Regions from separate parts of the Homo sapiens genome. Here region 2 is linked to region 1. The links are chromatin loops, found by intact Hi-C in ENCODE. Cell type or tissue: IMR-90. All regions are shown on one strand. Links, peaks and the distances in the headings refer to the core of each region. The heading gives the core; the rest is flanking DNA.

The links. Hi-C counts contacts between places; a loop is a spot of excess contacts. Peaks named below come from ENCODE experiments on the same cell type or tissue, not always from the same donor. Only the 100,000 strongest peaks of a DNase experiment are listed, where the experiment ranks them.
Region 2: it touches region 1 in a loop (5-fold over the local background); 9 of 110 quality-filtered maps call a loop at or near these places.

Annotation. Positions count from the first base shown.
Region 1 is chr3:111,329,032-111,344,857 of GRCh38, reverse strand. No RefSeq gene overlaps it. Among named protein-coding and RNA genes, the nearest start is that of CD96, 210 kb to the left of the region's middle. In IMR-90, for the core only: a CTCF peak has its summit at 6,596 (motif pointing right); a DNase peak (open chromatin) is centred at 6,597.
Region 2 is chr3:111,201,930-111,217,755 of GRCh38, reverse strand. No RefSeq gene overlaps it. Among named protein-coding and RNA genes, the nearest start is that of NECTIN3, 140 kb to the right of the region's middle. RefSeq lists an enhancer at 6,313-6,943. In IMR-90, for the core only: a CTCF peak has its summit at 7,251 (motif pointing left); a DNase peak (open chromatin) is centred at 7,565; H3K27ac peaks cover 297 bases.

The sequences.
Region 1 (15,826 bases), core at 3,854-8,853:
CAAAGATGATAGCTTACCTTACAGAAGTGAGCAGCTATTGATTCTTTAACTGACATGGTCAGACATGGTTGCATCCTTTCTCTTCTACCATGCAAAATCACAGCAAGATCTAGCTGTGTTTGAAGCTACCAATGAAGGTAAGTTGGGAGACATTAGGTTTATTTCAAACCTAGATGCCACTTCTTAAATTTGTCAATGTGCTCTATTGAAAGAAACACAAAAGGTCTGCTGTTATCTTACAGATCTTCGCCAGATCTCTATGTTTTGCATTTGCTGGCAAATTTTGCCATTTATTTTCCATCCAACATGACTTCCTTGATTGAGGGGCAGTGGGATTGGAAAATAATTCTGAAGCATATGAAAAATTAATAAGAGAAATTATAATTGCAAACAGTTCTGCAGAGTGTATTCCTCTAAGCATGTCATTAAACAGTATTTTTACATAAAGCCTCTACATTCCAATTTTTTTCCTATAGCTCAAAGAAAAAACAAACAACCAAAAATTGGAAGGAAACTGTACATTTCTGAATTTCAAAACAAGTCTGGAAAGTTTTCTTCATCATGACATGCAGATTATCATTTGTTCAAATTATAAACTCCAAAATTGGGGATATTGACATATGAGATAATCAGAGCAAGTAATGCAGTCAATGGTGTGTGTGTGTGTCTGTGTGTGTGTGTGTGTGTGTGTGTGTGTGTGACAGAGAGAGAGAGAGAGAATTAGGAAAAAAAGAAAAAAGAGATGGGGGAAAGAAAGAATTATTTAAAAGCAAGTGCTTTTTAAAAACCCATTTTCTTCCCAAATGATTTAGTGAATACTATAATTGTGATTAAAGTAAAAAACAAAAGAGGAAATCAGAATTAGCTTCCAAAGTGTTTTGCGTCCAGTCTAGGCAACTCTGACACAGCAGACTATTAATATAACTTGACACTAGAGCAATGCTCTTCTATAATAATCTCAAACATCACAAATAAGTGTGACTGTCTTCAATGTATGGAAAGCAATACACTGAGTAAATAATTACACGTGCAGTTGAATTAGGAATGAGCCCACATCTTGAGTTTTGAAATAAAATTATATCAATCCAGAGCAGCCCCTGGCATTTGTCCTGGTCCCTTGCCCCACACTCTTTCTCAAGGAGGTGGAAGGGACAAGTTCAGTGCAGGGTCCAGGGGTGGTAGGGAGAATTCACCCAAGTCAGTGTAACAAAGGGAAGGTAGAAAAGGATACTTCACCTCACACTGCTAAAACTTTGTGTTCTACTTTAGAAGATTACCCTGTTCTGCATATGCAGATTCCAGAGAAAAAGCAACCTTGGGGAAAGGTCATTACAGGCTTATCAAAAAATACTATAAAACATAATTAACAAACAACAATATTATTTTCTTCCTCTGTAGCATAGCCACATAATATTCCCAGGCTTGGGGATGGTGGCAATCAAGGAAAATGTATTACCCTCTTTCAGGCTCAGGTTCTTAAACAACTGGTATTCTCTGAGCTATGGAATGCCTTGTTCTACCTCTCCAGGTTGGGCATTTATGACTATAATTGACTGGGAGGTGTAATGTTCAAGAACTTCTTAACAGGTAACCAAAAGGAGAAATTAGCATGAGTTTCTCACTTGTTCAGGAGCCCGCAGTTTCCATAAAAGTGCCCCCTGAATAATGACCAAGTTATCATATCTAAGTATCTTATGAAATTATTAAACTCAACTACAATTACTACAGCTAATAAAGTGCAACTGAAGAGCACATAGCAGCAGTAATTGTGTGGCAGAATGATTAAACAGCAGGCTGCAATAATTATTCCAATCCATCTTCAGAGATGGAGTTGAAGCTCTAACAATCAAATCAATCAATTAGTGAAAAAGAGCACTGAGGGGGAAACATCAATGAAAAACAAGTTTTCACAACAAAGCAATAAATCAATTTCAGATAACCGTGATGCATCATTGTACAAAAAAGTGGTATGATACCAGTTATTGCAATTAAATACTAAAGCAATGTTTTCATTGTCTGTAATTCCAGCTCAAACTGGAGAAGGACATAATTTTTGCCAGCCTTTGTGGAATTTAAATAAATACTCAGGATTCAATTTAGATGTTTAAGACTAATGCCAAACCAAATCTCCTTTTTCAATAAGCCTCAAGTTCCTCCTACTTTCTTCTGCCAGACACTCAAACAACCTTGGGTAATAGACTTCATGCTCAGCCTAGAAAAAAAGTCAGGGGTTCTCTGTATTGTATTTTACAACTTCCAAAGCATTTTGCCATATTATCTATGGATTTTCTAGACAAGTTTCAAGGGAGGTAGCAAAAGTATATATTTTTAATTTATCTGTTTTACAGAGAGGCATACTGAGTGTATTGGTCTGTTTTCATGCTGCTGATAAAGACATACCTGAGACTGGGAAATTTACAAGAGAAAGTTTTATTGGACTTAAACAGTTCCATGTGGCTGGGGAGGCCTCACAATCATGGTGGAAGGTGAAAGGCACATCTCACATGGTGGCAGACAAGGGAAGACAGCTTGTGAAGGGACACTCCTCTTTAAAATCATCAGATCTCCTGAGACTCACTATCATGAGAACAGTGCAGGAAAGACCTGCCCTAATAATAGAATCATCTCCCACTGGGTTCCTCACATGACACATGGGAATTGTGGGAGTTACAAGTCAAGATGAGATTTGGGTGAAGACACAGCCAAACCATACCAAACCACATCATTCTGCCCTATTCTCTCCCAAATCTCACATTTCCTCACATTTCAAAACCAATCATGCCTTCCCAACAGTCCCCCAAAATCTTAACTAATTTCAGCATTAACTCAAAAGTCCACAGTCTAATGTCTCATCTGAGACAAGGAAGGTCCCTTCTGCCTATGAACCTGTAAAATAAAAAGCAAGTTAGTTACTTCCTAGATACAATGGGGGTACAGAGATTGGGTAAATACTACTGTTCCAAATGGGAGAAATTGGCCAAAACAAAGCGCTACAGGTCCCATGCAATTCTGAAATCCAGTGGAGCAGCCAAATCTTAAAGATTCAAAATGATCTCCTTTGACTCCAAGTCTCACATCCAGGTCATGCTGATGCAATAGGTTGGTTCCCATGTTCTTGGGCATCTCCACCCCTATGGCTTTGCAGGGTACAGCCTCCCTCCCGGCTGCTTGCACAGGCTGCTGTTGAGTGTCTGCAGCTTTTCTGGGTGCACGATGCAAGCTCACAGTGGATCTACCATTCTGGGGTCTGGAGGATGGTTGCCCTCTTCTCACAGCTTTAATAGGTGGTGCCCCAGTAGGGATTCTCACCCCACATTTCCCTTTCCCATTTCCCTAGCAGAGGTTCTCCATGAAGGCCCCACCCCTGCAGCAAACTTCTTCCTGGACATTCAGGTGTTTCCATAGATCTTCTGAAATCTAGGCAGAGGTTCCCAAGCCTCAATTCTGGACTTCTGTGCACTTACAGGCTCAACATCACATGGAGGCTGCCAAGGCCTGGGGCTTGCACCCTCAGAAGCAACAGCTTGAACTCTACATTGGCCCCTTTCAGCCATGGCTGGAGCAGCTAGGATGCAGGATACCAAGTCTCTAGGCTGTACACAGCATGGGGACCCTGGGCCAGGCCCACAAAACCATTTTCTCCTAGGCCTCAGGCCTTTGATGGAGAGGCTGCTGTAAAGACCTCTGACATGCCCTGGAGACATTTTCCCCATTGTCTTGGGGATTGGCATTCAGTTCCTTATTACTTATGCAAATTTCTGCAGCCAACTTGAATTCCTCCCCAGAAAATGGGGTTTTCTTTTCTATCACATTGTCAGGCTGTAAATTTTCCAAAGTCTCATGTTCTGCTTTCCTTATAAAACTGAATGCCTTTAACAGCACCCAAGTCACCTCTTGAATGCTTTGCTGCTTGGAAATTTCTTCCACTAGATACTTTAAATCATCTCTCTTGAGTTCAAAGTTCCACAAATCTTTAGGGCAGGGGCAAAATGCCACCAGGCTCTTTGCTAAAACATAACAAGAGTCACCTTTGCTCCAGTTCCCAACAAGTTCGTCATCTCCATTTGAGACTACCTCAGTCTGGAACTTTTTGTTGATAACACTATCAGCATTTTTGTCAAAGCCCTTAACAAGTCTCTAGGAAGTTCCAAACTTTCCCACAATTTCCTGTCTTCTTTTGAGCCCTTCAAACTGTTCCAACCTCTGCCTGTTACCTAGTTCCAAAGTCACTTCCACATTTTTGGGTATCGTTTCAGCAATGCCCCACTCTACTGGTAGGAATTTACTGTACTGGACTGTTTTCATGCTGCTGATAAAGACATACCCGAGACTAGGAAATTTACAAAAGAAAGAGGTTTTTTGGACTTACAGTTCCATGTGGCTGAGAAGGCCTCACAATCATGGTGGAAGGTGAAAGGCACATCTCACATGGTGGCAGACAAGAGAAGAGAGCTTGTGCAGGGAAACTCCTCTTTTTAAAGCCATCAGATCTCATGAGATTCACTATCATGAGAATAGCACAGGAAAGACCCACTCCCATAATTCAATCACATCCTACTGGGGTCCTCTTGCGACATGTGGGAATTGTGGAAGTTGCAATTCAAGGTGAGGTTTGGGTGGGGACACAGCCAAACCATATCACTAAGACTCAGAGAAGTAACTTTTCCAAGGCCACGTAGATGGTGAATCAAACAAAGATAGGGCCATGTGTCTTCCTACCTCAATTACTCTATACTGCTTGGATGGCTACTAAAATTCAGAGGAAAGAATTTAAGGAAAACTCCCAAAGTCATCTTCTCCCTGTAGGTAGCTGCAAGAGACTGAAGTCAGCATGGAGAGATGCTGAGTGGTCACAAGGAGAGCTTAGTGCAGACCTCTGAGATACAGGCCCACCCTTGAATAGGCCACAATGGTCTTAAAATGACACCTCTTAGGGCCACTCTAGATGTGACTGGAGCCTCCAAGGCTCAGTCTGGTGCAGGCTTCTGCTTCTTGTATTGTCCTAAAAGGGATTTTGACAGTATCTTTGAGCCATTTCTGTTGTAATGCTGATTAACAACATCTACTTATACCATTGACTGAATACTTAGAATGTGCTAGTCGCTGTGTTAAGTCTATTACATATATTATCTCAAGTTAATTCACAAAAATACATTCACAAATGAGTATGAAATGTAGCTTGTGAACTATATTCAAAAATGAGTATGAACATCCCCTTTTATATATTTTTTTAATTCAAGCTCAGAAAAGTTAACTTTTGCAAAGTTACAGGGCAAGTAAATGGTGAAGTCAAACCTCATACTCAAGTTTTTTACTCTGTGTCAAACTGCTTCTCACTTAACACTTCATTTCCAACATTTTGGTTGTTTAATTAGTTATGTATAATACAAGAGATATTAGCATTTCTCATTGGCATCACCTTCCAAACATTTCAAAAGAGTATTTCTTTTGATCTCATTTTCCAAGCAAAATTCAAAATTAGTGGGTACAGAAAAGATGAATATGAATTTCTCCTGGGTGGTTTATAAAATCTACCCATAATTTTAAAAACTGAAGTTATTAAATAATGGCAGGAAAGTGATGTGTTATGGGTTCCCAAGATCACAGCCAGGTTAAGTGACCTGCTAGAACTTATATGACTCAGCATAAAGTTGTACTCATGGCTATGCTTTATTGTAGAGGAAGGATACAAAAATATCAGCCAAGTGAAAATGTGCATGAAGTCCAGAGAAAAACAGATTCAAGCTTCCAAGAGTCTCCTCCTCCCAGGAGAATGATGCTTGATACACTGAATTCCTCTAGCAACAAATTATGACAATGCACATGAAATGTTGCCTATCAGAGAAGTTCATTAGAGATCCAGTGCCCAAAGTTTTTACCTAGAGCTGGCCACTTAGACTCCATCTACTAAACACATATCAAAATTCCAGACTCCCAGAAGGCACACAGACATTCAACATAAATTACATTATTTGCACAGTTTAGGCACAGTGAGGCTTTCTTATCAGAAATGATAGGAATCTTCCAAAAACCTAAGTTTCCATGCTTTAGGCAAAGGCTAACTTTATAAGCAGGACTTCAATGATTGGAAAGACTGCTATGCTAACATTTTTCTAAGCAGATGACTTTTGTCATGATTTTTCATATTATTTTTTTCTTCTCCATCTTCCTTTCCTTCCTTCTTTCCTTCTGTTTATAAGAACCGGAAACCAAGACTGTTGGGATCCATTTTCGCTAATGCATTAGGTAAGTCAGACATGCATTTCCACCTTGCATTTCCTGGTTAGCTTGCCACCTTTCTTACAAAAGTCTGGTCATGATTTCTTCTGAGAATCAAACTCTCTGGAATCTCAACCTCATGGTCTCTCTCATTTCTCTCAGTAGCTTCCAGGCACCGAAGAATCCTGTTTTGGAGCTTCCAACCTAGGTGTCCCTCTTAGTGGGAAGAACTATTTGATATCTTCCCTTGATGACTCACAGGACTCACTGTTCATATAGAGTTCCCAGGAATTCAATATTGCTCATGGAGGGAGTTCAGATATACATATTCTCTTGCAAAATTATCAGTCCCTTCTAAGGCCTCAAACAGAAGCACTAGGTGGCGCTCTGGATTGGCCCTTTAAAATACAAGGCAGGCAAGGAATATTGCCTCCAGGGAGAAGCAGATAACATGAAGGGAAAGTACAGACTGGAGGGCAAGGAAGAATGAGAGAAAGTAGTTTAAAGAAAGAGACAAAAACAGAGCCAAAAGGCATCCTCAGGTTAGGGTGATCCTAAGTCAGAGGAGATTCAGAGCTGAAATGGTAATAAAACCCAAAAGTCATGAGAGAGAGAGAAACGTTACTTCATAAGTCTCTTCATTGAGTGTGGATCTTTGAATGTGTGAATAGTTCACACATTCAACCAGCCTGATTATCCTGTGTAGGAGGAATAAATAATTATTTAAGAGAATATCTACAAATGAACCTGTTAACACCACACAGATACTAGCCAATTATTAACCGGTTGTTTGAATTGAAATACATTTTTATTTATCTTCAGTTCAGTTTGATTTGTGTATATCTACTCTTATGGGTACTGAAAAACAAATCATAGAGTTTTTGCTATGGGGTGGGGGGCATTTTTTGTTTTGTTTTGTCTTTTGTTTTGTTTTGTTTGAGACCGAGTCTCGCTCTGTCGCCCAGGCTGGAGTGCAGTGGCACGATCTCGGCTCACTGCAAGCTCCACCTCCCGGGTTCACGCCATTCTCCTGCCTCAGCCTCCCGAGTAGCTGGGACTACAGGCGCCCGCCACCGCGCCCAGCTAATTGTTTTTGTATTTTTAGTAGAGACGGGGTTTCACCGTGTTAGCCAGGATGGTCTCAATCTCCTGACCTCATTTTGTTTGTTTTCTTGAAAAAGATTTACTGCTTAAACTGTGAAAAACAATAGCCTTACTTTCAACATGCCTCCCTCTTTTGTCTTCCTCTTTCCTCCCCAGGATCTGTTTTTTGCCACCTCCTCCATCCCACCCTTTCTGTTCCCCTTCTCCTTCCCTTGATGCCCAAGTTCCTACAATATCTGGTGACTTCTGCCCCCTCCTCTCTTCCAGCCACATTCCCTGTTTTGTAAGTCCTTGAAATAAATGGCATTTCTTCGTTAGGGGTTGGACCTTACTTAGGTCCTTGTTGGAAATACTTTATTCTACCCATGGCTAGGAGCCTCCATGAAATCAGGCAAATGCCCATTCAGCTATGTCAGCTGAATATTGTCTTAGACTTAGCATGTTGATAAAAAATGAGATTTTTTTTGTAATTTAAAATTGGAGTTGTTATGAGAAAACAACTCTGCAAAACCATGTTTAAAGATTTTCCTATAGTGTTGCCTGCTTAACGGGTATTCAGAGAGAAAAGGCCAGCAGCCAAGGGGTTTCTGAAAGGAGCTGAAAGCTGCTGATCCAGTTCAAAAGGGACAGAGAGGATTTTTAAAACAAATTTTATGCAAAATAAAAACCATCCCAGTGAGAACCTTAAAAAGAGGGACTCTAACTGACTTTTCATAAGGCAGCCAGGTACTCTCCACTCTTCGGTGGTGAGCTTACTGTGTGACAATCCTTTTTTACTGTGGTTTTGACTCACAGGGGAGACAGTCAGAAATAAAGAAGGGAAGAGCCAGTATTTTGATGTCTGTCTGCAAAAGGATGTGGAACTGCCTCATTCTGATAAGGAAACTGCTAAATGAAGACAGCTGCAGGCTCTTTTAAACTCAAAGATACGTGTAGCCTGGAAAGGACTGAAGCAAGACAGCTAGTTGGAAAAAGCAGTGCAAATGAAGGCAATGCATTCTCCACCCCTCCCTGTTCAGATTTTCTGTTTGCCCAGAGTTTCTGAGGCTAATAAAAGTTGAAAATCACTTTGCACCTCAAATTAGATAACAAGTGACATAAACATTAATTTCATGGACTCTGTATATAAGTACCAGGAACTCTTCACAGAACATTTGTTAACTAAATTTTTATTATTTATGTAATTCATAATTATTCTAAAATAGCAAAATTTAACGTGATCATGTGTATCTATCTATATTCCCAGTTGGAACTGACAAAGATTTAAATGTAGCCAATTATCAGAATCACTAGGAAATTTTAGTAGAAATTTCTAGGCTTACTTCCAGAAATTCTTCTGCAGTAGGTCACAGATCTCTGTGTTTTTGAAAATCTAAGCTATTGACTTTCATACAAATCAGGTTTGGTATTCTCTGAATATCACTACTAGCATTCCAAGTTACCAGAATTGCAAATATAGTTTAAAACAGAGCTTCTATAATTAATATGCACATTATTCATCCAGGAATATTGTTAAAATGTAGATTCTGGTTAGTATCTCTGGGATTGAGAATAGATTCTGCATTTCTAACAAATTTCCAAAGGATGCTGACATTGTTAGTTTTTACACTTTGAGAGTAGCTACACAGTAGACTAAGCCCGCAAAATCTCAGAGACTGAACACACTGAATGCTTGCTTCTCACTCATGGAAAGCCTGGTGTGGATTGGTTGCTTCTTCTGCACCTCATAGCTATGACATTTGAAACCTTTGGCCTCCAAAGTTACCAGAATAGGAGATGAAAGGGATGGAGGTTGGTACTGTGGCTCTTAAGTGCCTCAATCTAGAAACAATGCATGACATTTACCAGTACTAGGCATGTGGCCCTAAATTAACTGCAAAGGAGGCTGAGTAATATAGAGAAGCTCATGTAAATTTGGTGTTAGTGGCGTCTGCCACAGGGATCTACTGTTGGACCTAAATAGTTAAAATTTTAAAATATCTAATGGATAAATGCTTGGTTTTATCTTTGTTTGCTAATTGTGTTTTAGTCTAAACTACACCATGCCACCAGAATAAAATCCCTTCCTCTTTGATTCACTTGGCTGCATAGAGTCATTATTTTGTCGACTATATGAACCCCAGGAAGCATGATAATATGATCCATTATTATATTCTATATAAAGTTATATTATGTTGAATTATAACATTTGCATTCAATAACATATTTGTATTTGGAATAAAAATACTAAAAGCAGGAAATTCCCAATAAGTGTATCATGGAAATAATGGTGGGCTTGCAAATCCAGAGAGCAGGTAAGCAGAATCATCAAATATAACACAATTCACTTCAAGTCCTCTGTTCAGACTGGATCCCTTCACTTAGTTGCATACTCACCTCCTTCCATCCTCTTTGATAACCAACATTCAGAACACCCTTTCTAGCTTTCCTGGCTTAGGTAAGTAACTTAGCTTTGTTGAGTCTCAGTGTCTTCATGGGTAAAATGGGAATTTAGAAACTATGCCTCATAAGATTGTCATAGTGACAGAATAGTCAATAAATATTCCCCTCTTAGAAACAGATTCTAAACAAAATGGAAAAACTTAAAGTAGGAGAAAGGGTAGATGCGAATACATTTAGGGAACTGCTCTGAATTTCATTATGCCTTGGTTTCATGAATCAATGTTTATAAGTATAAATATTATACATGGAGGAAATGTTGAGACAATTGTCAGATCATCTAGGTGAGACCCATGGAGACAAGGAGATCCTCACTGGTGACTGGAAGATCAGTGTTAATAAAATAGAAATCTCTCAGTGCCCCTTCAGTACTATGATTCTATAATAATAACATTATTTCAATCACATGATTCCCACTTTTTTCCTACAAAGATTGATGTTTTTACATAAGCTTAGTGACTCCCCTTGTTTTGTTCCCCAAAGCTTGTATAATGTCTTTGCAGAAAGTTTTTTACTATATATTTAATTATTACATAATGTTATTTTGATGAACATTCTGATTTCTAGATGACAGAGATTTTTAATGTTTGAAAGCTTATAGAATACTTTGTTAATTAAAAAAACTATAAGCCCCTCTTTCTTAGAAAAATTCACATTATCTGTACACATAAATTGGTATATATAATCTCAAGAGGTTCACAGACCTCCAATTCCTTATATGAATTCTCTGCCCTGTAGTGACAACTTGGTCAGCTTTTTAAAATTTACCAATAAATGCTATTAATATGCAGGAAATACAAGTGTTTCTGACAGAATGAAGCAAGTAATCCCACAAACATTCATGGGATGACCAGAAAGCCTAGGAAAATCCCAAGATAATAGGATACCTTTTACATTTTCCCCAAATTTCTTGCCCCTGCTGCACTTTTTCTAAAACGGAGATTTTCTCTTTCCATCACATCTTCTGTGAAGCCTTCCTTGATGCTACCAAATAAAATTAATCTTTTCTCCATTATATATCACCTATCAGGGAGTCAGCATGTGGAGGCAACGGTTTATACATCTCTACATCTTCAGCGTCTGATCCAGAAAATGGTAGATAGTGAGCATTGAGTATTTATTTAACTCTGCTGAATGGCAGGCCACATTGATCTTATTGAAAATTTTTTTTGTGTGTAGCCCATCAGAGGCAGAATAAGCAGAACATTCCTGACAGACTACATCACCAGCCCCTCCTTTGCCAGATCATGCCTAGCTCAGCATGGAACAACTATTAGTCAAATTAAATTAAATTTCATTTAATATGCTTGTCTCATTTCTTCTGACAAAGAAGTTAATTATACAATAATCTAAAACAAAAGACACGTTCTTTAAATTTATATGAAAATTGGAGCGAGCAGAAAGAAGTGAGCAGCATCATACAGAGAGTCCATTCCAGTTATACAATTGAGACTCTATGACTGAGGTTTTCCATTTATCTCAAAAGCTTGCAATAAAGTTTCATTTTGGCGTGGAAGTGTCACTATTGGTCTCTGGAGGAGAACAATCAGGAATCAGAAGAATAAACAGATTGTTAGATTTTGAGGCACATTATCAGAAAAATACAAAGCATCCAGTTAAATTTGCATTTCAGGTAAAACAACAAATAACTTTTTAGTATAAATATGTCCCAAATATTACATAGAATATATTTATCCAAAAACCTTTGTTAATTCACCTGAAATTAAGATTTAATAGACATCCTCTCTTTTTATTTGCATAATCTAGCAACCCTAATTTGAGGGCCAAATCCTCACAACCAAAAAAAAGAAAAAAAAAAAAAAAGCTCTGCAGTATCACCATTCTCATCCCCTCCCTGAGAATCCTTTTTGAACAACTTTCATTTGCGTTTTCATTTACCATGTTCCAAAGACATTGCTTTCACCTCTAAGTAGCTAGTTTTTCCTGATGGCAGCCTGTAAGCCTGTAACTTCCCATATCGTTTACATCTGTGGTAATTGCATTTCTAAGAAACATAAGATTCTCAGCAATTCTGTTTTCCACTTTTTCCCCAATGGGTGGTTTACAAGGAAGAGGGGCTAGTGCCGAATATTCTTGGCTGTCGCTCCTGAGCTCTCCTCCTTGCTGGTATGTGTTGTGTGAGGATGCCAGCTGTCACCCTGTGGTTGTCTGGTGGGGCTATCCCTTTGGGGAAGAGCAGACAGTCCCCCCTCAAAGAGGGGAAAGGCCCCCAGAGGTCAGCAAAGGCCAACACCTGTTGGGTTTTGAGAGTGTTCCAAAGTGAATTCAAAAGGCCTTGCCTTGCTATTTATATTGGGAAAGGACAAAAGGGACTTAAAATCTTGAGACAGCTGATCAAGACACAGCACACTTACATATTGGCGAAAGAGAACAGATGTGGCTTCTGATGAACTATGTATAGGATCAACCTGGGAGTTCCCCTCAATCATTTTGATGGATATAGAGCATCAGCACATGTGTCAACTCTCCATGGGTCACTGCATGGATTTCTCTGTTTGTTTTTTGTTTTGTTTTGTTTTTGGTTTCCATATGAACCAAATATCCTGGGTTTATTTTGCCCCAGTATATTGAACAACATGACATTTTAGTGGTATTCCATTCTAAGTTTGAATCTTGCTAAACTATCCATCACTTTCTTTGACAGTGTTGGTGGTCTTAGTGGTATTTTGAGAAAATAAGCAAAGGTCAAAAAGCATATGAGGCTCTGTGACCAAAATTATAACATTTTAGTAAAATATTTACTAAACTGTTTATTTTTTTTTTTTGAATGTCTGCTTATCTGTCCCAAATGTGCCTAATACCACATTAAGACCAGTGTATTTAGTGGAATGCCTAGGGGAAGTTTTAAGCTTGGAAAATAACTAGGACCTTCTAGTTCTTGATAATCATCAGGACCTAAAATAAGGGTCACATTTACTTCAAAGAAGTACTAGTGCAGTAAGATCAAAGGTTCATCTTGCGCCAGCCTTCACGGCAAGCTGAATTGTACTAATGGCCTTACAACATATGGAAGAGCAATCTGTATCATTCTACTGAAAAAGGATGCACATCACAGCTCTTTGTAAATGGATTTTCAAGCTTATTCCTAGTATTCCCTGGCATAGATCTGATATTGTTACATGCCTTTGCACCATGTTATTACTGCTTGGAAACCACCATAAATGTTTTCCTCAACTTTTTCACTTGACAAACTCTGACTTTTTTTGAAGACACAACTCAAATATCACATCTATTCAGTATTCCCATGGCCCTTGGGTCTACCCTGTAGGAGCCCTGACCCCACGATAGGGTGGGATTCAGAGAATGGAATTAGTTAAGGTAGCCTAACCCAGTATGAGTGGGTAGAAAATTAAAATGATTGAAAGAGTAATCTAAGGTTGGGATTGGGGAGATAACTCATTACCAGGTAAAATGGCAAATAAGAATGGAGTAAGTTTTAAGATCATTAGCTGAGAATGATTTTTTTATTTCTGAAGTTGTAAATCACTGTTGAAATATCCTTTATATATGTAGTGTATGGTGTAGAGCCAATGCGAGATGGCAAAGTCCACCCTGACTGATCACAATTTGTTATTGCTTCACATATTGATTTTTGCCTTTCATCTTAGTTGTCACCTCTAGATCCAGAGTCCTTGTTTTTCTATATTATCACAATCTCTACCATAATGCAAGGCATGTAGTAGGTGTTCAGTGAGTGTTGCTGATTGACTCATTGCCTATAGATTTGTAACTTCTTCAAGGGGGCAGTGTAAGTTAGTGACTTGTCTCTTAGGCATAGTTTTTACCTTTACAGTGGTGATGACTAGTTCACAAGGATTCTATGTCCTTGGAAATGTTGGACAATGACACTTTATAGACTGTCAAATATGCTTTATTATCAAAGACAGTGGAATCGAACTCACTTCTTTACCTCATCTTAGACCTATGTACATAAAAAGCCAACTCCAAGAAGGTATGGAACACAAATTACATGCAACTGTGGTTCCTGCTTCAACATTTGTAATGGGATAAAACAAGGTTTATTTGAAGATCAAAGGGATTGCTGTAGGGATATGTTAGGGGCTAAGGAGTATGTTAGGGACTAAGACAAGAAAAGTTGAAAACAAAAAGAACAAATTCTATAGCTTTTCCCTGCTGGGGAAAAGAAGAGAATAAGTTATGGGCTACAAAAAGTTATGATCTTGTACTGCCTCCACAACCCATCCTGTCTTCCTCCCATGGATCTACTTTAATTTACCACCCATTTTCCAAAGGCCAAAGACAGGAAAATCCCAATTTCAGTGGAATCAAGATTGTTCTTGATTTTCTGTGCCTTAGGACCTTGCTACTCAAAGTGTATTCCTAAGGTCAACAACATTAGTATCGCATAGGAGCTTGTTAGAGTTGCAAAATCTCAGGGCCTAGCCCAGACTTACTAAAGGAGAATCTGTATTTTAACACGATCCCTGGGAAATTTATATGCACTCATGATAACATGGGAAGCTATGACCTAGGATAAGCAATACACAGAGTGTCATCCTTCAAGAGAATTCACCCTAAGACATTTTAAAATCACTCCAGAGAATAATTGCCCATTCACTCTTGTTTCCACATGAGACCTGGCTTGAACCTTCTATCATCATGCTCATCCCAACAAAGCTTACCCAGCCTTTGCACAGTTCCTGTAGTCACTGAGATGATCAGCTACCTATTCACTTTTCCATTCCTCATTTACAATATGAGCTCTACAGACAATCTTGGTCAGCAAGAATGGCCAGCTGACTCACTGACCGGTATCTAAGTTATTATTACATGCCACCTTGTAGGCTTTCTCCTTTGGTGGCAGACATTAGGATTTTCTCAGTTGCAGGTGAAGAAGGAATATTTGGATTTTCTCTATCAACATTATTAATTTTTTTGATTCTATATCAACATTATTAACATTTCCCCCATATACTTTTATTTGGATATTAAAAAAATAAGGGTATAACTTTCAATCTGACCTACTCTGACTGGTACCTGGACAATAAATGACTCTTTTAAGGGAGAGCTCTCCACCCTGCTGCATTCTTCTCTGTGCCCCTAGGAGGCTGACTTCTAGAGGCTGTATTAGCTAGGTTGGGGTGCCCTTGGCCTTCTAGGTGGATTTGGCCAGTGGAAGGCATGAGGATACTAAAGGATGAGAAGAAGAAGAAGTCTGGGTGTTTTTCTGCCTTCCACTTCCCTTCAGATCTCCTTGCCATTTAGGCCTACTGGTGGTAAGAGCTTCTTGCTGATATTAATAAGTGTTTTATCATCTATTATAGGTAAGCTTGATCCTGCCCATATCTTTTAACATAATGTCTTTAATAAAGTCTCTTTAATTCCCTCTTTGAGTACTCAGTCCCATCTGTGTCCTGCCAAGACCCTGACTGATTTAGTCACATTGTTTTCTTTGCTCTCAGCTTAGTCTTAAATATGCACAATGTAGCACACTTGCAGGTTCCTGTTACTTTTAATTAGATCATTGTTCACTTGACACCTCTCTAGCCTGCTTGCAAGTGACCTCTCTTGGTGCTCTAAGTCAATGCTTCTCTAATTTTAATGACTTGCATACACATCACCTGAGCGATCTTGTTACAATCCAGATTCTGACTCAGAGGTCACGAGTGGGGCCCGAACTCTTTGACTTCTAATAAATTCTTGGGTACTGAAGGTTTTTGGGCCCACAGACCACACTTTGAGGCTTCAATTCAAACATTGAAGACCAAGAGGGATGAAGGAGAGCAATGGTTCTCCAAGCATACTTAGTTCTTAACCAGCAGCATCAGCACCACCTGAGGACAAGACTGTTACAAATGCAAATTCTGGGTCCCTAACCCAGACCTACTTAATCAGAAGTTCTGGGGTGGGGATCAGCAATCTATGTTTTAGCAAGCCCTCCCAGTGATTCTGATTCACAGCTAAGTTTGAGAATCACTGAAATAGAAGATAGTGCACTTGTAATAGCTATTTTTGAGTTAAAATTACTTGAGTGACTTCACATAAAACAAGGCATGGATTCCTCAGAATAAATCTATTCAAT
Region 2 (15,826 bases), core at 4,579-9,578, 130 kb after region 1:
ACTTACCTCATAAGAATTAAGTGACTTAATATAAACACAAATGTAAAGCGCTCAGGACAAACTAGGTTTGTAGCAAACACTGGGTAAGTATTGATTCTCAGTATTATTATTACTGTATATTGTTTAAAATGTATATTTCATAGCTTATATCTATCACTAGTCAACTATTTTCAAAGACCTTATTTTGTTTCATTTCCTATCTATCATTTAATAAAACTACTTTTTTTTCTACTGATTTATATTTTTAAATGCTTGGGTAATTCTAGCTCTCTCCCTTCCTTTCCTGCTTCATCAAGTCTTCCTGGGTGATTACATTTCAAACGAGAGAATCAATGACCTTTATGAATCTCTCAGGAAGTAGAGCAGGCTCTAAGATTCTATTGAATGTCTGATTTTTTTTTTCCTGGTAAGCCTTAAGGCTTGACATTCTCTAGGGTTCCTTCCCACATTAAAATTCTGTGGGGGAATTCCTTTCCACTCTTGGAGATGATTAGGGAGAAGGAAACAAGTTTATCTAAATCTCCATGGGAAATCAATGATTAAAATGGAACTAAGACATTGTTTCTCCCTCCTCTTCTTTAATGGTGACTCTATTAATATACTTCAAGGCCATTCTGTCACAATGGATTTAAAAAAGAAAACCTTTTATTTGGCTTTCCATTTTATAAAACAGAATATTCAATGGTTTTAAATAAGAACTTCTAGAACCTAGCATCACAGCAACTTTCTCCTTTGCAGTGAAAAAGGTGCCACTGCTATTCTCCAGCAGCAGGACAAGCATTTTGAGTGAAGTTTACCTTGGGGGGTGGATTTGCACTTTTCCTGAACACTCTTACATTCTGTCTCTCTATGTTCTGTCTCTCTATGTTCTGTCTCTTTTTGGTTGCCTCAGGCTAGGAACATGGGCTTTCTCCATAGCCAGGGCACAAGGCACAGCTGCCAGCCTACACCATCATCAAGCCCTGAGTTGGTTGCGACAGTTCTGTGCTTTATCGACCGGCTCAAAAACAGTATAAGTCAAAGGGAGTGGGGCGACAGCTCATCTCATTACATTTGGCTGAGAGCATCTTCATCTTCTAAAGTAAGGGGACCAAGATAAGAAACTATCTTTAAAAGAACATCCTGAGACGTTTCTCCTTCTTCCCTAAGAAAAATTCCTGAGTTCTCATTGTCTTTGAGATCCTGCGTCACATCACATCCATGAGATATTTGAATCTTCCTGGAATTCAAGAAAGAACAGTTCATACTTCGAAGATCAAGATCTTAGAGATAAAGGAGACCTTATAAAGAAGAGGGGGTACTTACCCACCCAGTGTGGTTCAAAAGCCTCTGGGAAGCCCCCTGAAGTTTCTCCCTCTCTGCCTACTCCATAGTTAGAATTGATTATTTAGATACTTGCTTCAAGTAATTTGTAATTTGAGATAAACTGTCTTTAGTTGACCTTTGAAAAAAAATGAAACTACCACTGATAAATAGGAGAGGATAGATGTAATTTTTAAAAATGGTCTTCAAATATATAGAGTGTTTTAAAAGCTTAGAAGTGAAAACACGAAAGCTCCTTTAGGAGTAGGGTTAGAGATGGCTGAAAGCCGCCAGCCTGCTAGTCCATAGGTGGTAAAGTAATTATGCACAAAGTTATCCAGGAGCAAGGGCATCAGAGGGAAGACTGCTGCCAAATTTAGGTTGGAGTAATTCAGCCTGAGTTGAGAGGGAATCCCGGGCAAGACTTCATGGATTCTCCAGGGCTTTCTCAGGACAGTCAGCCATAAGTACAGTGCTATAAGAAACAGAAGTGCTGGGACAGCTTGATTTCATGCATTTTTTTTAACTCAAAAGAAGCATTTTACTAAATATAACTAAATATGATCTAATTTGTATATTTTAAAGACTTTTCCAAGACAAATTGAGGAAAAGTATCCTTATTCCACATGTCCTGGTTTGAGGTTAGGAAAATATAGCCTTTATAGTAAAGAATGCATAATTCAGAGCTGAGCAACTCAGTGCCAAGGGAAAAGGACTGATGTTGGGCTACAAGCTGAGGCGAGTGTGGGAGTCCTAGGGGTAGAGGATGCCTCACCCAACTAGAATGTGGGAGAGAGGCAAGGAGCTCAAAGCTTGCCTGCAAGGCCTTCCAACTGGAGCAAGTCAGCTCCAACAGGGAGGAAGGGAGGATCCTGGAGCAGTGTTTTACACTATAGTTGCAGTGTGGCTCAACACACCAGACCACATGTGGGCCCAACTCTGAAGGCATCTGAGGTTTGCCTCCTTTCTTACTTGAGGACCTGACTCCTCCATCCAACTATCCATTCTCTTACTCTTCACACAAAAGACTCCAGGGCAGTTTTTCTAGGATTTTACTTAAAAAAGTTTGTTTCAGGGAAAATGAAATAACTTTAAAACAGTCAGAAGACACCTTTTGTTCTTGAAGTTCAAAATTACTTTCCGTCTTCCTGGGTATGTCTTGAGTCCATTTGCACTTCCTTTAGTGAGAAGCTCCACAGTTTATGCCATTTTCATATCCAGAGAGGGAGGACCTGATATAGTGAGCCTACTCTGTACACTTTTCTCTGGAACTCTAGCAAGAATCATGAGGACATGATGGTCAAAGTTAGCTGTTCAGTTTAAATTCCAGCACTCTTATTGCATGGGTGTGTTAGTCTGTTCTCACACTACTATAAAGACATACCTGAGACTGGGTAATTTACAAAGGAAAGAGGTTTAATTGACTCACATTTCTGCATGGCTAAGGAGGCCTCAGGAAACTTACAATCATGGCAGAAGGGGAAGCGAACACATCCTTCTTCACATGATGGCACGAAGGAGAAGTGCTGAGCAAAAGGGGGAAAAGCCCCTTATAAAACCATCAGATCTCATGAGAACTCACTATCACAAGAACAGCAGCATGGGGGTTACCACCCCTATGATTCAATTACTCCCACTGGATCCCTCTTATGACATGTGGGGATTATGGGATCTATAATTCAAGATGAGATTTGTGTGGGGACACAGCCAAACCATATCAATGGGTTCATCTCAACAAAGGCAATTTTATACCACTATGATTGTCATACTGAATCCCTTGAGAGTTTCCCTTTAACATGAAAAAATAAGAGTTACATACATAAGCTAAGAAGTTGAAAGGCTGTAATAACCTCAAGCAGTGTAATAAGAAAACTCACTGGAAGATGGACATTACTATTTTACTTGACTATTTCTCCTATCAACCACTGGAGGATCCATGACTCAACAGCTCCAGCAGCTAAAAATGCTTACATTGAATTCAAAGTCTAACTATCTATGTGTTTTTTAATTCTATTTTTGAGGTTATAAATGTAATACATGTTTATTACAGAAAATCTGAGAAAACATAGAAACATTAAAATAAAAATCTATTCTAACCCCATAAAGGAGTGCTGTTAATGTTTTAATGTAGTGACCTCAGCCTTATTTATAGAATATACACATACACAAACACATGAACACACTGTACCACTGTGACATAACCAACATCACAGAATATAGCATTTTGAATTTTACTGTTTTCACTTAATATTATCAACATTTCCCATGCTTTAAAATATTATTGGAAAACATTTCAATGGCTGCATAATGTTCCACAGTATAAATGTATCATTATATATTAACTTTTCCCTATTAATGAGTTTTTGTATTGTTTCTCGATATTTGCTATTTTAAATAATAATTTAATAAACATCTTGATACTTGAATCTTTGACTGTTTTGCTATATCCTTAGGGTAGGTTGCTAAGTGGGAAATTATTGGGTCAGAGAGTATGGGCTTTTCAGAAAAATGTGTTAGTTTATATTCCTAGAAGCAGTGTATGAGAGTTTATATTATCCCATTTTCAATACTGAATATTATAATTTAAAAATTCTTTATTACTACAAGGAGTGAAAAATGGACAATTCATTATTGTTTAAAGCTTTTTAGTTTTAAAGAGGTTTCCTTTTCATAGAGGAAAGAGTATAATTGAGTGTATAGCATATTTTCTTCAAACCATGTATAGTAGGCCTACCCATAGGGCTTCCCTTAAATATCATAAATGGAACCATTTGGTAGTAACTATGATACTCTCAGTGCAAAGCACACCCTCAGAGTTTCAAGAGAAACTTACCAGACTCTGAGAGTGTGCTTTGCAGAATCAACACATCAGAACGTCAGCTGCAAAAAAAAAGAAGATGGGGCAGTTCTTAAGCCCAGGGCATCACCATGGAAAGGCCAGACTGTAGTCAGAACTCCCGCTCTAGCAGGAGGACTTTGGACACTGAGAAAGAAGATGCTGGAAGATAGAAAATAGTCTTAGAAGATGTGGAAGGAATTGAAACAAACACTGTTTAGTAGCTCCTTTTGCTGAAGATGTTCCTATTGAGAAGAAAGCTTACGAAGTTTGCTGAAGTAGGCAGAAATCATCAAACACTCATATAGCAGTGGGTATCAGAGTGAGATGCTTGCTGGTAATGAAACAGGTCAGACCTACTATCTGGCGAGCCAGCCTCCTGTCAAGCAGCAGATGGTAGAAAGATGTCCATCGAGGAAGGCACAGCATGCCATCTGGAGGATAAGGTGGCAGCTCTTACCCAAGCAGAGAGCACTTAGCAGGGAGGAGTATCTTGAGTGATCCCTGATGGGTGTATATGACCCTAATAGGGCATGGAGAGCTAAATACACTGTCTGCCCAAATGTGAGTCTAGGTCAGGGTGTTTCAACATGCAAAAGCAGACCCTGAGCCCTTGTCTGTGGCTCACGAGAAGGACCAGCAAGGGTAAGGGGGACACTGGATAACCTGAAGATCTAGACAAGTTATCAGGTCAGGCCCTTGGGTCCAGGACATCCAAACAGTAGGCCAGTTACTAGTGTTCATGTCAAGCTACAGGCTGGCAGAAAATATCCTCAATATGTATGACATTGATTCAACACGTTCTACTGCCAAGGCCTGAGATTGGGCCCAGAGCCTGCAAATGGGTGGGGGATGAGAGGTCTCAGCTACGGTATCTGAGAAGACTGAGATGGCAAGACTTAGGACTGAGAAGACTGAATTGGCAGGGAGCCAGGAATGTCTTCAGAGAAAACAAGGATGCTGCTATCAAGGACACCCCAGAAGAAACTCAAAATATTGCATTTCATTGTCACCATTCGAGCTCCTGAAGAACTGCAAACTTCAAACGATAAAATAAATTTATGGGTGAGGAAAAAACAGGTATATTAGAAGAGGTCCAGGAGGGATTGAACAAAAACTGCAAATGTTTACTAGACGAAGAGGAATGAAATGACCAGCCAAAATGAAGTGTGCATTAATACCAGCAAGGGGGGATCAAAAGCAGGAGATGGATGGGTAGGGACACATTTTTTTTTAAAGCCTGCTAGTAAATCAAGAGCATGAGATTCATGATGACTTTAAAATGGCTAAGGTATTGAACTGATTTCCTTAATCTGTCTTTAATAAGGAAATGGAACCAAACAGCCATTTCAATTAGGTGGTAATGTAGAGTTTGCAAAAATGTCCACAGCTGGTAAGGAAACCTGGAGCCTGTATAAATATGCAGCTCAGCAGATGTTGATGAGATTCATCCTTGAAAATGATGCCTGCAAATAACCCACACAAAGCAGAAAAGGGGCAGCCAGAGTGGGAGAGAGCAGGAAGAATGGGGAAGGAATGAGAAAGGCAGCCAGCTATTTGGCACCTAGAGGAGTGCCACACAGGGTGCTGGAGGAGATAGGTATTATGTATGTGAAATCTATAGGATATCTTCACTACAGTCCTAGAAGGCAGGCATTAAAGTGTGTTACAATCCCAGGAAATACTCATTTGGAGAAGTAGTTCAGAACACAGGTAAGGAATTGTAGGTGGCAGTTAGCATCACCATGTTTTTCCATGTGTCTTTAATATATTCAATAGGTTGCCAGGTCACTATGACAAAGCTTAGTTTTGAACACTCTATGTTAGATTTTGTGCTTTCTAGCAAACACTTGCCAAACACATATTACATGTCTCATCTTTGTGGAGTGGATAAAGAATGCAAAAGTACATATCCAGTCCCAGCCTTTGTGAGCTTATGAACTTATGGAAGCACTAAATAATAAATCAGCAAATAGTGCAAAATGATGTAAGCCAAGCCAAACTGTGAGCATGTGAGGTGCAGGTTCACAGAGCCAAGCCAAAGAACGAAGGTGCTCACACTGGCTTTCAACATTAGAGAAGACACAGAGCAGGTGGCACTTGAAATAGGCTTTCAGGATGGAAAGATCTAGGCAAAAAAGAGAGGGCGGGCTTTTCTTGCAGAGGTTAGATTAGCAGGTAGTATGTGTGGGGGAGGGAGGAATAAAACAAATGGACTGGAATAGAGAGCTCATGCTGGGAAGTGGAAGGGGACCAAGTAGAAAGGAAGACTGCCAAGCTGCAAAAGGAGTACTAGAAAAAACAACAGAACATGATTTGGTCAGCAAGGAGTTATTTGGTGTTCTGGAGTAGGAAAGCAACATGAGAAAAGTGGATTTTTAGGAAGACTGAATCAGCCCTTGGGAGGCAGAAAGGATTAGAGCATGGATTGTTAGGAGGGTATGCCTTCAAAGTAAACTCTTCCCTTTTCCTGCTGCCATTGTGATCTAAATTACCACAGTCTCAGCTAAATGCTTGAACTGGTCTCTTAACTGGACTCCCTGCCGCTGTCACTTCCACCTTTGGTCAATTTCAACAGGGCAGCCAGAGTGATCCTGTTAAAGTATAAGTAGATTACATCATTCCTCTGTTAAGAACCCTCCAATAGCTCCTCTCGCACTCAAGGAGAAGCCCAAGTCCATACAATGCCCCTCAAAGGAGTACCTAATCCAGCTCCCACCTCCCATTCCTTCCCAGACCTCATCTGCTATTTGTCCCCTCAGTCCTTGCCATTCTTCAAATATGGTGGGCATAGCCCTGCTGCAGGACTTTTGCACTTGCTGCTCTGCTTAGATAATTCATAATTCTTCCCTCGAATGCAGGACTCCTACCCCTCTATCAGGTCTTCATTTAAAGATCAACTCATCAGTGAGGCCTGTCCTGACCTCCCACCCCCATTCCCAATCTAAAACTGTTTCCCCTTCCCTTGTTTTTTGCACTTATTACTCTCTGGCACCCTCCCATGAGTTTAAAAACTCCATAATCCATGGAATGACATATGCATGTGGTTACTCATATATATATATATATATATATATATATTTCATTAAACTGTTTACTGTCTCTTCCCTCCACTGCCCCCCTGAGGCAGAGATTGTTGTTTGTTTTGTTCGTTGCCATATTCTCAGTACCTAGACAGGAACTTTGCAGGCATTCAATCACATTTATTGAATTGATGGAGGAATGAATGCAGGAAAATCACAGTAAGGTGAGAATGGTTGCAGATATAAAGTGGATGAGAGCTGAAGAATGGAGGCAAGGGAGGTAACTACAGAGAGACTGCATAAAGATGCCAGAGCCTTTGAATGACTGTAGGAAGAATTAAGAAAATGCATGTCTCTTCAGCAGAAGCACTACCATTGCTCAACATGTCTGATGGGCTGATAAGGCCAGAGTTTTATGAAGGGGAATCATCTCTGAAGCATGATAAACATCTGAATGAGACCCATTAAGTGACTTGCTATATGAATAAATCTCAACTTTTTCTTTTCAGGATATTCCTAATGAGGTTTTGAAACACATACTTTCCCCCATTCTATCTTTAATTCTGCTTGATATCACTGCACAAGCACTCATTTTAATACTAGTTAGAATTCTAAAATCAATACTAGTATGTTTTCACTTTGAGAGCTCATTTTTAAGGTAGCATTTTGAGGCTTTTTATTACAAGTATTATAATTCATTGTTTTACAATTAGAAATGTCAAGGAACCTCACATATGTGGAACTTGAAAATAAAACAAATACATATATGAGATGAGTAATATGAAGGAAAGGAAAATGAATGTGAGAGTGAAAAATATTGAGAATAAAACTAAGAATGGATGGGGCCAATTATTTTTCCTAAAGTGCTGTTATAAACAAACATTTGTGGGACTGGAATTGAGGTTAGATCGATGCAAGACAAAGCAAATGGGATGGGGGCAGGGGAAAGTGTGCTCTGAGATGGAAGGAGAGGACCTAGGGGGAGGCTCTGCATCAAATGCTTAACATCCTATTGGCATCTTCTGTCAATATATGGTCCATATGGCCTAAAGACAGACTGGGAAGCTTAGAGGGCCTGACAAATTAAGAGAAGGGGTAGGGATGGAGGTACCAGCATGACGGCATCCTTTACGTATGTGAAGCAGGGTTTTAATCAGTCCATACACTTAGGTGTGCAGGAAATATCATATCTCTTTATTTTCTCCCACTAAACTTCTTCTAAATCCATGCCCCCATACAAGAAAGTGAGCTGGAAATCCAAAGCTATTCTTGCAGCAATGTTCTTATGCTTACCTTTTCTATTTCAGGATTGTGCCAGAGTCCTGGGATCCCACACAGCATGGTGGTGGGGTGTCAATTGGAAATTACTGCTCAGACAGCTGGGTGTCAGCCCATGTGTCTCTTTAGGCCGACCACTGTGTAGTTTCCTGGCCGGGGACTAGAACACAGGACAGCCCAGCCTTCTATATTTACTCAGTAACCTCTCCCTCTGAGGCTCTGCTACATACACAGGGAAATAGGGAAATATGAGACAACATGCTTGTCTATATTTCTTGTGAGACCTTTTATTTAGTTCCAGAGAAATTGTTTTCTCTTCAAACTCTATTTTCAGGACAATGGCTTTAAGATCGGGGGAAATTAAGAAAGGAATGGGACAAATATCTCCTAAGAGGAAACATAAAAGGGGGAACAGGTAGGGAGAAAACATAAGTTAATAAATTAAATGTCATTTTGCCGTTTATAGAACCTCCCTATCCTGTAAATAAATTAATAGTAGCCCAACAGAATGAAAGTAGCTCCAACCTCCTTGAATTCCTCTCCTGGTGTGGTAGACATGGAAATGCGCTGGCCACATCCCCCTTCAAGGGAAGACTTGTTGCTCCTCCTCTCAGCCCTTCCTGTGGTAGCTCACATCCAGACTGAGGGAGGCAGAGGTATCAAAGTCTGGCTATTTCAGCCCAATATGGAACAACTCAGATGGGCCACACCTGCTCCAGAACTCATTGCTGGGGTGGATCAGGGCTTCATGGACCTGTACCAGTTCTTCTGTCTCTCTGCCTAATCTTGCCTCCTGACCCTCCCTTCCACAATTGTTTATCCGTAGAAAAATATCCTTTGTGCCACACTCCATTTCCACATCTGCTACTTGAGAACTCAACCTAAAAACATTTAAGAGTGGCCCTAGAAAATAACTAAAATGATGGGATTTTGGAGCCAAATCCCTACCCACCTAACAGGCAATGAGGACCTAATCGGTGATAGATAAAATACAGCCATCCCTTGGCACTAATTGACAGTCCAGTGGGTGGTCAAATGGAATAGTATGTCCACAGAAGAGAATGCACTAGCAGGTGAGATTTATCAGGTGTACGAGAAGTGAGGGGGAAATAGTAACTCTAAGGACAATGGGATTACATGAGTATTGCTGAGGGCCATTGATATCCTCGATAATAAAAAGATGCAGGCAATAGGCAACTGAGAGCTAAATATGTAAGCCATGAGATTTCCCTGGTAGTTTTCAGAGAGGTGTTCATTTCCTACAGCAGGAGGGTAGAGGAGCTGAGGGTCGAGCTCAGAGCTAAAGATAGTACTGATTTCTAGATACAGTTAAATGCCCAACTATGGCAGAACTGTTACTCCAGCCATGGTTGGGGAAAAACAGGACCCTGACACTCGGGATAGGAACATCTAGGACGATTCCCTGAAAATGCTGAATCTTAAGGTGATGAACTCTCTTGGTTTTCCAGTGACAGGGGAGTTTCCTGTGATGTGGGGTTTTCAGTGCTAAAACTGAGGCAGTACTGGGCAAACTGGGGCTGTTGTTCACTCTACAATGCCTCTGAATTCTTTGAGCCTGGAGAAGTGGCCTATCCTCCGTACTTAAAGCTAGCATTTCCTTCTTGCTTAAAAACAATGCTCTCTCTTTCCTCCAAGACAGCACATACCCCGCTCTCAATATCCGCCCCCCACCCCCCGACCTCTCCTCCTGCCTACTAGGTGTATAAGTAGGATTAATTCATAATCAGCCCAGGACACGCTGAGCCTGATAAGGGAAAAAAGGCACTCTATTCCAAAGAAGCTGCAAGTCCTAGCCAATATATACTGGCAGATGTCAGGGCAGTACCAGCGGGACTAGATTTTGAGGCTGCTTGACCAAGAGGAGTTGGAACATAAGATTGGAGAAGGGAAAGTTTATTGATTTGGGAACACTCTCCAGAGACACAGGATTTACACCTTGGCAAGGCCCCCAGGAAATGGTGTCACCTTGCTACTAGGATGGCTCCTAGCAGCATGGAAAAGGCAATGGCCCATACTAAGCAAAGATGGAGTGCCAGAATTTCCCTGGCAGATGGAAGAATGGCTTAAAAGGCTCAGGGAAGTGGATATATTAGACTGGAAGTATTATATATTTATGTGAGGCCCCAATACCCTCCAAAGGACTATGTTTCACAGAAAGGCACAGAGGACACACCATTTACTAAGGCCATGAGGAATACACAGGTGAGGGGATTCAGCCTCACTAAAATGTTAAGCAATGAGGAAAGGATCTCAAATGGATAACAGCAGTGATGATAGGACCCCAATATAAGAGGCCAGGTAATGATGTGTAACTGCCTGAAGCAAGGCAGGTGGATACAATTATCCTAATGAGTGGTAAGGTTGGAGTGGCAGCAAAAGGGGCCTAATGTGCAGTTATGGAGATGATTACAGTGGTTCCTGGACCAGGAGCATCACCACCTCCTGGGAACTACTTAGAAATGCAAATTCTCAGGATCCTCCCCAGGCCTATGGAATCAGAAACTCTGGGGCTAGGACCCAGCAATCTGTGGTTTAACAAGCTCTTCAGGTTATTCCAATGCAAGCTAGTTTGAGAACCACTGAATTAATAGAACACGGCCTCTCAAGGATTACAAAGGTAGACAGGTAACAGAATTTGTCATTTTGTACCATCAGAAGAAATTGAGGGATATTTAATAAGGAAGCTGGAAGCTGATAAATAGAAAGTCAAAAGGTTTTGCCATTTCTGAACTTGAGACAGTTTTCAGACCTATAATTTACTGAATGACCACAGGTCTCCACGACGAAGGACCTTGCAGAACCACAGCAAGTATTCATGACAAGAATTTCCCCTGTTCTTGTCCAAAGAAACATATAGTTATTTATTTAGGCAGCTGTACACTGGGGATGCCAAACATTTCAAGGACTCTTGGGCCCAAGTTGACATTGATAGTTGGAGTCCCTAAGTGTCATTACACCCTCCCTTCATTAGAATGAGCACATACAGGAAGCTGGTAATCAATGCAGCCCTGAAGACCCACTTGATGGTCACTTCCCCAGTCAAAGGTATAGACACACCTGATAGTTGGCACAATATCCACATAGGTCCTTGGCCTGTGATTAAGAGTTAACATAATGAGGAAGTCAAAATGGAAGTCCCTAAAACTGCCTCCCTGCTGAGTCAAATAGTAGATATATAATATTATCGCCTCCCAGGAGAGATGGCAGAAATTGTGCTACACCTAAGCCTTTAAAAGGTGATGGTCCCTATCATATTTCCATCAAATTCACCCGTCCAGTTCTTGAAGAAACTAGATGGACCCTGGAGGATGATAGTAGATTCCCATGAACTCAAAGTAATATCCCCAATTATATCCATTGTGCTAAATGTGGTATCTTTACTAGAGCAGATTAATATGGCATATGTGGGCATGGATATACCAAGTATTATTTTCTAGTCTGATCAAAAAAGAGGATCAAAAAGAGTTCATATCCATGTGGAATGGGTGACAATATACCTTCACAATTTTGACTCAGGACTATATTAACTCCACTGCCTGTTTCATAATGTAGTCAAGAGAAACCTGGAATCATTGAACATCCCAGGGAACACCTCACTGATCCACCATATCAGTAGTGGGATGGGCTTAGAATTGGCATGACACATGTACTCCAGGGGGTGGGAGACAAATATTCCAGAGCCTGAAATGTCAGCAAAATATTCAGAAATCCAGTGACCAGAGGTAGCTAGAATATTTCCTCTAAAGTGAAAAATAAATCATTGCCTCTTGCACCTTCCAGCATAAAAAAGCAAGTTCGAGGTGTGGGAGGCCTCTTCAGGTCCTGAAGGTGCATATTTCACACCTGGGAATACTGCTTCCAACAGCTATAGGGAGTGGAATCCTCTGTGGCCAGAACAAAGAATGGGAGAGCGGTGGATGTTTCTGTAAACCATCTGCAGGAGAAAATAAGATTGCCTGAAAACACACCAATGCCACAGGCCATGCCTTCATATTACACTAAATCAAAAGTAGTGATTCTTTGGATTAGGGTGTAGGGCACAGACCTTGGGTGTTGAACTCAGCACGGTGACAATCACTCTGACGTGCTCCAGTATTTACAGGGATAACAAGGCTGACTTTGGAAAGCAGGACTATGCCAGGAAATCCAGGACATCTGGCTGATTCACAGCAGGGCACATCTGTGCTAGAATGTCCTTTGCATTTTAGAAAAGACTGCTTTTTCTTTAGCCAAGAGAAGAACAGGATAGTTTGCAGATAAAGTCACAAATTGTTCAAGTCCCTTTGCCCTGCATATTCCTACTTGGGAATTTACAAATTTGGGAAATCAGTAATTGAGTTCTGATTAAATGATCAGGATGTCTCTTGACAATAAATAGTTCTACCTCTTCTACACTGAACAAGGTAAGATAAATACAGGTGAAAGCATCAATCCTTCACTGAACTTTTGGCTTTAACACCAGTAGGAAGGGAAGTATTTAGAAAAGGTTGTGGGAGCCCCAAGAGATTGTGGATAAAAAGGATTGGTTATTCTTAAATATAGAACATGAATCTCCATTTAGAAACATATTAGACCAGAATTTCAAAGGGCTATTTAATTTTTATTTTTTAGAGACAGTCTCATTCTGTCACCCAGGCTGGGAGGCAGTGGAGAAATCACAGCTCACTGCAGCCTTGACCTCCTGGGCTCAAGTGATCCTCCCGAGTAGCTGGGACTACAGGTACATGCTCCCTTACCTGGCTAATTTTTCTTTTTTTTTTTTTAAAGATGGGGTCTTACTATATTGCCCAGTGCCCAGGCACACCTTGACCTCCTGGGCTCAAGCAATCCTCCCGAGTAGCTGAGACTACAGGAACATACCTCTATACCTGGCCAATCCTTCCTTCCTCCCTCTTTTTTTTTTTTCCCAGAGATAGGGTCTCACTATATTGCCCAGGCACACCTTGAACTTCTGGGCTCAAGTGATCCTCCTGCCTTGGCCTCCTAAAGTGCTGGGATTACAGGTGTGAGCCACCTTGCCTGACTTCAAGGGGTTATTTAAAATATGAGATAAGAACTGTTTATTTTTTGGATAATTCACCCTCTAATCTCAAGAGCTTTCTTGAAGCAATTTCAGAAGGTGTAGAACAATTTTTTTCCATGCATATTGCTGTTTTGGTAGAAACAGAAGTCTAAAGTTGAGGCTTTTCCTGGAACCTCTGGAAAAAAGAAACTCACAGGCAAAATGTCTGACTGCATATTGCATATCTAACTGCTCAGACAAATCTTCTCCAACTTTTGACTCTCACTGTTGAACTCTTGCACAAACCATCCATATGTATGGAATGTCTGTTCTGTTGCTTGCATGGCTATTTCCCATCTATTCAACACCCAACTGCAGGGTAAATGCACATGAAAGCAATAATTTAGTGTACCCTGAGAATGACCCTGTATGGCATATGTACCTGAATGTGTTTTCCAAGCTAGAGAATCCAAGAGTGGCCAACCTGGAGATTTGTTCCTTGTCTATAAGGAACATCTGAGCCCCTAACCCATCCTATGGAACACCAGCCATACAGGGGATTGAGGCCCTAAGTTTGGGTTGAATGAAGTTGACAGATGAAGGTTGTTAGGTAAAGGGTACTAAGTGAGAATGTTATATAAACACCTTTTGCAAGCGGTTGCAGTTCTTCTGCCCAGCTGCCACTCTCTCCCCAGTATGTAAGCCCCAGTGAAACCCCCTGTCTTGTTTGCTGGCCCCAAGTCTCTTCTTCAGCCTCTCGAATGTGGTGCCATCTCCATTACAGTCAACAGGGGTTTGGCACAACACCAAGGTACATGTTCCAGGAAGTTTTCTGGATGGATCAGAACATGTTAACTTCTGTTGCTTTGCCTTTATTCCAGTGTGGTTTTTTGTTTATAAAACATTTTTGGGAGGATGCACGTTTATATACTTATTTTACCTTGTGGAAATGTAGTTATGATTTCAGAGTAATGAAGGCTGAGAAAAAGCAAAAGGCTATCTGGGAGTTTCATAATACAATGAGAAGAGGCAAATATTCTCCCTCCCACTGGATGCTTGTAGGAATGGAGACCAACGACAGCTTTGAAGATGTTAGCTATATTTAGTGATTACTATATGTCATGCAGTCAGAAGTGGTTACATCAATAATGTGCTAGAGTCAGCTGGGACCAGCTTGCAAGTGCTGATAGTGCACATCCCTTCTCAGCTTCAGGTTCAGTGGTGTCATGCTGGTAGCTTAAAACTGGCCCTGGTGATATCAGGTACACCATGGAAATCAGCAAATGACGCAACTCAAGGTTTTTGTTTGTTTGTTTTTGTTTTTAAACCCAGCAAGTCGATTTATCAGCACTCTACCTTGTACATTCTTTTTAATCTTCCATATCTATCTTTAATAGGTTCATGCTTTCTTCTACATTTTTTAACATATAGAGTGTATTTATGATACCTATTTTAGTGTGTTTGTCTACTAATTCTATCCTCTAGGTCAGAGGTTGGCTAGCCATGGGCCAAATCCAGCCTACAGCCTATTTTCATACAGTTTATATTTATAAGCTAAGAATGGCTTTATCTTCTTAACGGGTTGTAGAAAACAAACATCACTAGCCATCAGGAAAATTCAAATAAAAAACACAATGCAATCCCACTTTCCACTTACTAGAATGGCTATAATAATAATAAAAAAGAGATAATAACACACGGTGAGAATGTGAAGAAAGTAGAGCCCCCATTCACTGTTGGTGGAAATATAAAATGGTGCAGCAGCTTTGGAAAACAGTTTGGCAGTTCCTCAAAAAGTTAAACAACAGAGTTGCCATATGATCCAGCAATTAGATACCTAGGTATAGATGCAAAAGAAATAAAACATGTGTTCACCCCAAAACTGGTACACAAATGTTCATAGCAGCATTATTCATAATTCATAATTATTTCCAAAAAGTGAATGACCCAAAAGTCCACCAAGTGATGAGTAGATAAAATGTGATATATATCCATACAATGGAATATTCTTCAGCAATATAAGGAAATGATACATACTACAACATGGATGAACTTCAGAAATATTAAGTAAAAGATGCCAGTCACAAAGAATTATGTAGTATCTGATCCCATTTATATAACATGTCAAGAATAGGCAAATCCACAGAGATGGAAAGGAGATTGGTGGTTGCCAGGGACTTGAAGGAGAGGTGGATGACTGCTAATGTGCATGGGTTTCCTTCTGGAGTGATGAAAATATTTTAAAATTGATTGTGGTAATGGTTGTACAACTCTGTGAATATACCAAAACCACTGAATTTAACACTTTAAAAAGATGAATTCTATAGTATCTAAGAAGTTATTTTTAAAAAAGCAGTCCCTAGA